Regions from separate parts of the Homo sapiens genome. Here region 1 is linked to region 2. A link is a loop called in an ENCODE intact Hi-C map of the cell type or tissue named here. Cell type or tissue: mammary epithelial cell. All regions are shown on one strand.

Region 1 (5,000 bases), 81 kb after region 2:
TAGTGAAAAGGCATATATTCCTTGTTCTCAATGAAGTTACAGCTTACAACAGTACCATATTTTACAGCATTTTTGTACTTCAACAACTATAGCAACAATAATCTAAAGAATTCCTGATGAAATAGACTGAAGGACTGAAATTAAGGTTTGTGAAAGCCTTTCATGCCTGTCATGGGCAGACCAACTGGACCTCAAATATGACATTCAATGTGCTGCCTGATGTTTCACTCCTTCTGCCTTATACTTTGTTTCTGCCATTCTTAAGTAGTTTCTTGATCAAATAAGCTGTTTTAAGATTTCTGTACCATTGTTCCTACTGATATTTTTATCTGAAATGTCCTTCCTTCTCCTGTCTACCTGCTAAATGCAGACTCCCATCACGAGACTCAGCTTTTATGTCACATCCTCTCTGAAGCCATTGCTGATATTCCCCCACTCCAGGCAAAGTAATTATTCCCTCTTGGTGCATCCACTATACATAAATACATGATATTGCACTGTAGTACGAGAGCTTGAGGGACAGGATAATTTCCTACTGGGAGGTATAGAAAAGTCTTCATGAAGCAGGTAACATTTGAATTGGGCCTTGCTAAGAAGGTCACCATCAAGAAAGCAAAAAATTAAACCACAAAATAGAAAAAATATTTATAAATCATATATCTGTTAAGGGACTTGTATCTAGAATATATAAAGAATTATTTCAACTCAATGATAACAAGATAAATAATCCAAATTTTAAATGTGCAAAGGATCTGAACAGACATTTCTCTAAATATATGAATGAACAATAAGCACATAACTAGCCATCAGGAACATGCAACTTAAAACCACAGTGGAATACCACTTCATATCTACTAGGATGGCTATAATTATACAAAGGCAGATAGTAAGTGTTGGTGAAGCTGTGGAAAATTTGGAACCTACATACAGGGTTGGTGAGAATGAGAATGCAAAATGGTGTACTCATTTTGGAAAACAGTCTGACAGCTCCTCAAGAGGATAAACATAGTTACTACAGGACCCAGGAATTCCACTCCTAGGTATACACTGAAGATAAATGAAAATATATGTACATACAAAAACATGTATACAAATGTTCACAGCAGCATTATTTGTAATAGCTAAAAAGTGGAAACAACACAAATGTCTATCAATTGATGAAGAGAGCAATGAAATGGGGTATAACACAATAATATATTATTTAGTAACAAAAAGGAATGAAGTACTGAGACATGTTATAACATGAATGAACTGAAAATACTATGCTAAGTGAAAAAAGCCAGACACACAAGGCCATGTATTGAATGACTTCATTTGTATGAAATGTTCAGAATGGGCAAATCCATAGAGCAGAAAAAGTAGGTTAGTGGTTGCCTAAGGCCAGAGGAAAAGGGAGTAATTGCTAATGATTATAGGATTGTTTTTTAGGTCCTTTTGTTGGGGGAGGTGATGAAAACTTCTAAAATTGATTGTGGTCATGGTTGCAAAACTTTGAGACTATGTACTAAAAAAACTGAATTTTGCATCTTAAATTGTATGAAATGTGAATTACAGCTCAACAAAGCTATTATTTAAACAGACAGGGAGAAAAGAAAGGAAAGAAAGAAAGAAAAGAAAAGAAAAGAAAGAAAGGAAGGAAGGAAGGAAGGAAGGAAGGAAGAAAGAGAGAGAGAGAGAGAGAGAAAGAAAGAAAGAAAGAAAGGAAAAAATTCAAACCAGCACCACCCAGCTAAGCTGCTTCGAAAGTCCTAGTAGAAAATATGTGAAATAATGAATGCTTACTGTTTTAAGCCACTAAATTTTAGGGTAATAGGTTATTTAGCAATAGATAACTAATATATATATCAGGATTAAATGAGTCAACTATATTTATTAGATTGCAATTAGTCAACATTATTCGGTATCTAGGAGGAACTAATTAGTAAATGTTACCTTGAAATAGGTGAGCAAAAGTTGCTCAGTCTTGAAGTTCCTGCATTAACTCATTATGCAGGTTTTTAGACACTTTAAGTCTCATTCACATATATATATATTTGGATTAGATTATAAATTCCTGGAAAGGAAAACTTTTGCTGTTTTTATAACTCCCTTTCACCTATAGCATCCAGAACTTTATTCATCAATGCAACTTATACCTATTGATAACTGATTTTTTTTTCCCTCTAAAATGAAAAGTTAGAGAAAGGCCTTACTTATAGAGCAGCTGCCTGTAGATGTCACTGCTGAACAAGGGCAGCGAAGACATTCTTTAGTGGCATCAGGACTCTGATAAAATCCTTCTTTACATTCTTCACAGTGATTTCCTTTGCTATTTTCCTGGCAGTTTAAACAAGCACCTAAAAGAAGCAAATTATTTTTAAAAGTTAAAGATTTACCTTGAAAGCCAAGTAACTTTCAAAAATCATGCCTGCAACAAAAAGATCATAAGAAAAAGAAAAACTAATAGGGATTGGATAGAGTTAATTTCTACCCCACCTGATTTCTATACTGCCATGTCTATGAATTGTGTCCCCTACTAGATTGTAAGCTCCTTAGGGAAAGGTGGGATACAAGATTAGTGGCTCAATAAATCCTTGCTGGTTAATCTGATTACATACCAAAAGTAGCAACTATACGCCAAGGAGAAAACAAAAACAATCCAAATACATATTAATAGAAGAATAGATAAATTGTGGCATTTTCATAAATGAACTAATCATACATGCATGAACATGCACAAATCTTTTTTTTTTTTTTTTTTTTAGAGATGGGGCCTCCCAAGTGGCTGGGACTACAGGAGCATGCCATTACACCCGGCTAATTTTTAAATTATTTTATGAGACAGGATTTCACTGTGTTGCCCAGGCTGATACTGAACTCTCAGCCTCCAGTGATTCTCCTGCGTTGGCCTCCCAAAGTTTTGGGATTACAGGCATGAGCCATTAGATTAGCCACCCAGCCTAAATCTTAAAAAGAATGTTGGTTGAAAAGCAAATTGGGGAATAACACATACAGAAAGAGAATACTTATTAAAATTTAAAAACCACACTAAGCGCACTAAGCAAATGGATACAGAGTACACTAACCAGATGGATATAAACATGAGGTAAAAATTAAAATGTGGATTGCGAGGGTATAGGGGAATTTTACACTCTGCTTGTCTCTGTGGAGGGAGGGGGGTAAAACAGGACTACGGAGGAAAAGAGGACCTCAACTTTATTGAAATTTTCTATTTCAAAGATGTAACTATATACATATATATATAAATATGAAGCAAAATGTCAAAATGTTAATCTTTATTATTAATAATTCTGGGTGTGAGTGCATGGATATTTGTTATATTATTCTCCATAGCTTTATATATTTAAAAATTTAAAGTAAAAATAAAAACAATTAATAAAGAAAAGAAAAAAACAAAACAAAGTTAGGTTTTGTAATAATACTCCCTTGGCACTCTATTAGTAAGGATGTTCTACAGACATGGAAGCAGCATAACATTTGAAAATACAAAATGAGAAAGTGTAACATAATTTACATTCCTTCCTTATGGGGCCAGGAAGATTCAAAGGGACACTCAGAACTACTATTATGGAAATTAGTGAGTAAATTCTACATAGAAATCTAGGAAGATAATGACATTTTACAAAGTAAGCTAACTACAGTCCAATGCTAAAACTATTCGTAAAAGTCTTGATTTCTTTTCCTTACTAGCAGAAATATTTTTAAAAGGGGAGAGAGAATAAGGCTGTGAAATAAAATGGTCTCACAACTGAAGCAAAACTTGAAAAAAACAAAAGAATGAAAATGTCATCAACCTACATGTTAAAAAGCTCAATTTTTTTTTTTTTTCTTTTGAGACGGAGATCACTCTGTGGCTCAGGCTAGAGTGCAGTGGCATGATCTCTGCTCACCACTCACTGCAACCTCCATCTTCAGGTTCAAGTGATCCTCCTGCCTCAGCTTCCCAAGTACCTGGGATTACAGGCGCATGTCACCACGCCTGGCTAATTTTTGTATTTTAGTAGAGATAGGGTTTCACTACGTTGGCCAGGCCGGTCTCGAACTTCTGACCTCAAGTGATGCGCCCATGTAGGCCTCCCTAAGTGTAAATCTCAATTCTTAACTGACTACAGCAAAATTCCCCCAAACTTCATAAATTTATTGTGAAAGATACCTTCAAAAGTTTATGTGAACACTTAACATTAAATCAAACTTGTATGTAAATATCATCATTTTCAATCATGTAATTGTAAAGGCCTGATAGTGTTAATGACATTTTTCCCACATAACAAAGTAGTATATATTCATGCTGTGGTAGACACTTTAGGTACTGGCTTCTTTCAGATCTTCTTGTATCATGATCTCTCTTTAGCTATGTATCTTTGTGACAATAAAAAACAGCTGAAAAATACATACTAGGAAACTGGAGTTTTGCTCTAAAAATAAAACAATTTTAAAAGTTAAACTGTTCCTCAGGTTGGACACGTCAAAACCTGCATTATGTGTGAAATCTGTCTACCTACTCTCCCCCTATTAAAAATGTTCAATACAAAGAATTTTTAAGAGAAAAAGTTCTGATAAAGTGCTAAGCTTTAATATAAAAAATACCTGAAAAAAAAAAAGCTAACAGTTCCATAGTAAAATTTGGATGTTCAGGGTAAGATGCAGTCCAATAATAAGTCCTTTGTGCATAGCTGATGTGACAAGAAAAGGTCATGTTGCTACCCTTTATATACATATATACATACATACATATATATATGTATATATGTATATGCCAGGCATGGTGGCTCACGCCTGTAATCCCAGCACTTTGGGAGGCCAAGGCAGGTGGATCACCTGAGGTCAGGAGTTCGAGACCAGCCTGACCAACATGGTGAAACCCTATCTCTATTAAAAATACAAAATTAGTCAGGTGTGGTAGTGCATGCCTGTAATCCCAGCTACTCAGAAGGATGAGACAGGAGAATCACTTGAATCCGGAAAGCAGAGGTTGTGGTGAGCCGAGATCACACAATTGC
Region 2 (5,000 bases):
TGTGAACATACGACATGCAGCAGCTACTCCAACAAGAATGGAAGGCCTGGACTAAGACCTACCTGCACTTCCCTGGCCTGCCCAACCTCTTCAAAAGAGCTTGCTGGGGAGGCCGCCTAGGGCGGGGGCAGGAGTCCAGGGAGGCTTTGGGGTCAGCTACTAGCAACCCATCTCTTGGAACCTGGAAAAATGTAACAATTCCTCTGAGCCTGAGCCCGTTTCTAAACGTGACAAGGAGACCATGAGCTCTACCTTGCCAGGTGGCTGGGAGGATTGAACGAGATGGTATACTGAACCCCTCCCATACTGCTAAGCCCGATACGAGTTAGTCCTCTTCCCACCCTACCTCTCAAGTTGCAGACCAAAGTTGGCCTCACACCTACTTCTAACCAAAAAGGCAAGATGGAAAACAATGCACCACAACTGTATCCTAAGAAAACCCAAAGGATGAAAATAAAGTCCCCAGGTAACAACAAATCAACACATGGTAAAACAGAGGTAAGCAGGTAGGGACTGGTTTTCTTTAAGCAACTCTTTATAGGAACAGGAGACTAAGAAGGAAAAAGAATGCCAGGGCCCCTGACAAAGGCAGTTTCTGCTCACTCCTCAGCTGACAGGGGACTCATATTTAGAAGCAGGCTGTGTGTGAACCATGAGGACCGAATGCGCATTCCATCTCCCACAGAGGAGTCTGGTTGGCTAATTAAAGCCCCCTCTTCATGTCCTGTCACCTCACCTCAGTTTCTCTCTCCTTTTCTTCCCTTGGAGCAGCACAAAGTCCTCGGAGCTCTCCAGATGACACATTCTCATCAGGACATGCCATCTGAGATTTCTCCTCTTTAAGGCACTGAATTAAAGCTTCTTTGCTCTTCAAAGACAGCTTCAACTCCTCAATCAGTCTAAAAGAGAACAAAATTTAAATATTAATTCTAAGCTGTTCTCTTAGCTCAGTGGAGCTGGAGGAGGAAGGAAATGGGGCCAGATATCTTCAAAGTAGACATATACAATGGCTGAACACAAACAGAATCACATTTTGCAGGTAGGAGATTAAGCGTCAGAATTCGTGTGACATTAACTGGTCCCCTGCCTGCCTCCAGCCTGGCTCCAGTCAATTCAACTCTGAGCTTCTGGACTCTAGCCAAGCTGTGCTCCTGTTCAAATACCTTCAACGGTCCCCACCAACAGCAGTGGACTACTAATTTCTTTGGCCAAGAAATCCTCTCTCCAAAAGATATGTCACTGAAACCTAAGCAAACAAAACCAATGAAGCAGAGCTGTTCCGATAAGTGTGGAAAAAACGGAATGTCTTGCCAAGACTTCTCAGGGCAAAGTTTAAAAACACTGACTTTCAAGATAAAACCAACCCAAATATCCAACAATGACACACTGGATTAAGAAAATGTGGCACATATACACCATGGAATACTATGCAGCCATAAAAAAGGATGAATTCATGTCCTTTGTAGGGACATGGATGAAGCTGGAAACCATCATTCTCAGCAAACTATCACAAGGACAGAAAACCAAACACTGCGTGTTCTCACTCATAGGTGGGAATTGAACAATGAGAACACTTGGACACAGGAAGGGGAACATCACACACCAGGGCCTGTTGTGGGGTGGGGGGAGGGGGGAGGGATAGCATTAGGAGATATACCTAATGTAAATGACAAGTTAATGGGTGCAGCACACCAACATGGCACATGTATACATATGTAACAAACCTGCATGTTGTGCACATGTACCCTAAAACAAAGTATAATTTTTAAAAAAAAGGAAAAAATAAAAAAATAAAAAACGGTGAAACTCCTTCCCAGGCATTCCAGGTCCTAGGTCTTAGGGCCTACCAGATCAGAGGGCCCTGCCGACAGCTTCAGTCTCATCTCTCACGGGAAACCATCACCCTCTCCATCTCCACTCAGTAGCCTCACTTTCAGTTCTCTCCCGAAGCCAGACTGTTTCATGCCTCTACACCTTTGCTCGTGCTATTCCTTCTACCTAAAATGCCCTTCCCCACCCTACCCCCGCCTCACCCCCACCTCTACCTGACAAACACCCATTCATCCTGCCAAAGCTAATTAAGCTCCCCTCCAGGAAGCTTTGCTACCTGCACCCCTAGTGCCCCACTCAGGAACAGCTGAACACATCCCTCTCTGGGCTGTGTTATCAAATAACACAATATAATTACCAAATTATCCCATATCAACTGCCCCTTGGCCATGGCAAGTAATTCCATCTCTCTGAGCCTGTGCCTCCTCAGCTACAAAATAGGGGTGACTTGTGATTGTGGACCAGAGACAAGCTATTTAAAACAATCTTGCACTGCTCCTGGAATATGGTGGAACTCAACAAATGACAGTTGTTATAATTATTACTTTTTTTTTTTAACATGTAACAATTAGCATTTTGTCAGAAGACCCTCAGAATAGCCTTTCTGCAGCTAAACCAAGAAAGCAACTTAGTTTGGGAGAAAGAAGAAAGATTTTGCAGTCAGACAGAGCTGCCCTAGTGAAGCACAGCTTCCTGGGATGAAGGTAAAGAGGGAGACAAAGGTAACTAAAGCACCTAGCAATGCACTAGGAGACAAGGTGCCAGGCAGCACCAGTGCAATGCCCCAGAAAACCTGGAAAGAGGTGTAAGATTGCCCTCTAGGGGCTCAACTTTGAAATCGTCACATAATCAATGGGAGAGGTAGTCACCGAACTATATACACTTAAAATTGAAGCACTGTGTTGTATGTAATTTATACACCAATAAAACTGAATTTTTTTTTTTTTTTAGTTACCTTAAAGCAAGTTCTACATAGAGAAAAGAAAAAGTAGGCAGGCCTGGTGGGGACTCCTGTGGCCAAGCTGGAGCACCAAGCCCATCTAAGGGGAGGGGTAGCCTCAATCCAGCAAGATGATACCCAGGGCTGCCAATCTCCTAGGTTTTAAACAGAAGGTGGAAATCCAGACTTCTGCATGAAATTCAATTTTTTACATACTGGCAACTAATTCACACTTTAAAAAATACTGTAAGCCAAACAGATCATATCTGTTGGCATATTTGATCTGCAGGACTTCCCAGTATTAACTGCCTTAAAGACACAGAGCAGCTCAAAGGCCAGATTGAAGACAATAAAGTAGCTAAAGCATGCACCTTTAAAAAGGGTGGTGGGAGCCCAGAAAGATATTGGCAGAGTCCATCCACGTGAGGGGTCCCTGGGCCCTAAAGATTCAATACCTTGCCCTGCCCAACAGTGAGTCAATCTGTGTCGCAGATCTGGATCCGTCTCACCAGGGCAAAACCAAGGACTCTGGCTCCAGTTTTCTGCTAACCATCTGACCTTGACTTAGCTTCCTAGGCAGGCCTGCCTTCAGGGAGGGAACACGCTGATCCTACACACCCAGGAAGGTTTCACCACAAAGAGGGCCACACCCTGAGCAAAAATCCAGAGCTGGCATCTGACTGCTGCACTGATCTCTGGGAGTGCGCCTGGGACACAGCTATCCCTGAGAGACAGCTGCATTCATAGGACTGACATGTTGGGTTTTGGTGCCTCTCCAGTCAGACCTATGGGAAATCCCAGGAAGATGCCGCCTTTAGCAAAGCTCTGATCCGACATCCATGGAGACTCTACCACCTAGAACACAGTAAGTACTTGATACACGTTAACCCTTCCCAAAGTCCCCCTTCCAAAAAAAGATGAGCAATTAAGCTTCTGTGGCACATGCTAACAGGACCACTCTCCTCTAGGATCACCTTAAAATGTGCCAGGCTCTGTACCTTTACGTGCTGTTCTCTCTGCTAGGCAAAGCGTCCTCACCCAACTCGCAGGACTCCTTGTCTGACAAGCCCTCCCCATTCCACGCCCAGGCAGAGCTGATCACACCTTGCTTTTGTCACAGCACGGAACCCTGGGCTCACCTCTATCACGGCATCAATCACGACATATATTTTTTTTAACATCTATCCCCTCCCACACTGAGAGCACCATAGAAGCAGGACAACGTTCAGCCCTGCATTCCCAGCACGCATTCCCAAGGCCACACTCAGTAGTTGGTTAAGGAATGAATCTATACTTCCTCTAATTCAAGCTTTAATTCATACACCCAACCACATCCTAGACTCTACTCACTGAAGCTCACAGGCCCTCAAACCCAACATGTGCCAACTGAAGGTATCATCTTCCCTCTCCCTCCACCCAAAAACATTTCCTCTTTTTCCTTTTCCCCCAACAAAATTCAATAAATTGCACCACCCCACAGCTGCTCATGTTCAAAACCTGGGCAAGGGCCAGGCACAGTGGCTCATGTCTGTAATCCCAGCACTTTGAGAGGCCGGCAAATCACCTGAGGTCAGGTGTTCAAGACCAGCCTGGCCAACATGGTGAAACGCTGTCTCCACTAAAAATACAAAAATTAGCCAGGCTTTTTTGGTGGCGGGCAACTGTAATCCCAGCTGCTCAGGAGGCTGAGGTAAGAGAATCACCTGAACCTGGGAAGCTGAGGTTGCAGTAAGCCAAGATCACGCCACTGCACTCTAGCCTGGAGGACAGAGTTAAGACTCCATCTAAAAAAAAAAAAAAAAAAAAAAAAAATGCCTGGGCAAGGGTGTGTCACTGTAGCTTTTCCCCTTATCCCCCAGATCCAGTCAGTCACCAAGCCCTTCAAGCCCATCACATCCACTCTACCTTCTAGCCTGTTCTCCTCCATTCCCAGCTCTGTCACCTCCACTTTGGTCACCATCAGCTCTTTCCTGGATTTCTGCATCAGCCTGAGAACCAGTCTTCTACCCAGCCCCAGTGTCAATCCATTCCCCAAGGGCAGGCAGAAAGACCTTTCTAAATTTAAATCTGATCTTGTCATTCCCTGAAGCCCCACCTTTAACTCTTCAGTGGCTTCTTGTATGCCTTTAGGATAAAACTCAAATTCTTCAATAAGGTCCATGTCACCTCCCCAGCTTCCCTCTCCTCACCTCTTCCCCACTCCTTTCCAGAACACAGCACTCAGGCCAGG

Evidence for each region. A loop is a pair of places that touch in the nucleus more often than their neighbours do. Peaks named below come from ENCODE experiments on the same cell type or tissue, not always from the same donor. Only the 100,000 strongest peaks of a DNase experiment are listed, where the experiment ranks them.
Region 1: a loop joins it to region 2, with 10 times the contacts of the local background. A loop is called at or near these places in 2 of 110 quality-filtered maps.

What each region holds. Positions count from the first base shown.
Region 1 is chr9:120,610,204-120,615,203 of GRCh38, forward strand. It overlaps MEGF9 (multiple EGF like domains 9), which reads right to left. Exons shown (of 6, transcript NM_001080497.3): 4 at 2,193-2,336. Among named protein-coding and RNA genes, the nearest start is that of CDK5RAP2, 33 kb to the left of the region's middle. In mammary epithelial cell, CTCF peaks have their summits at 1,011 and 2,215 (motif pointing right); a DNase peak (open chromatin) is centred at 1,258; H3K27ac peaks cover 2,628 bases.
Region 2 is chr9:120,529,242-120,534,241 of GRCh38, forward strand. It overlaps CDK5RAP2 (CDK5 regulatory subunit associated protein 2), which reads right to left. Exons shown (of 38, transcript NM_018249.6): 8 at 737-899. Among named protein-coding and RNA genes, the nearest start is that of CDK5RAP2, 48 kb to the right of the region's middle. In mammary epithelial cell, a CTCF peak has its summit at 2,632 (motif pointing left); DNase peaks (open chromatin) are centred at 2,640 and 3,400; H3K27ac peaks cover 2,313 bases.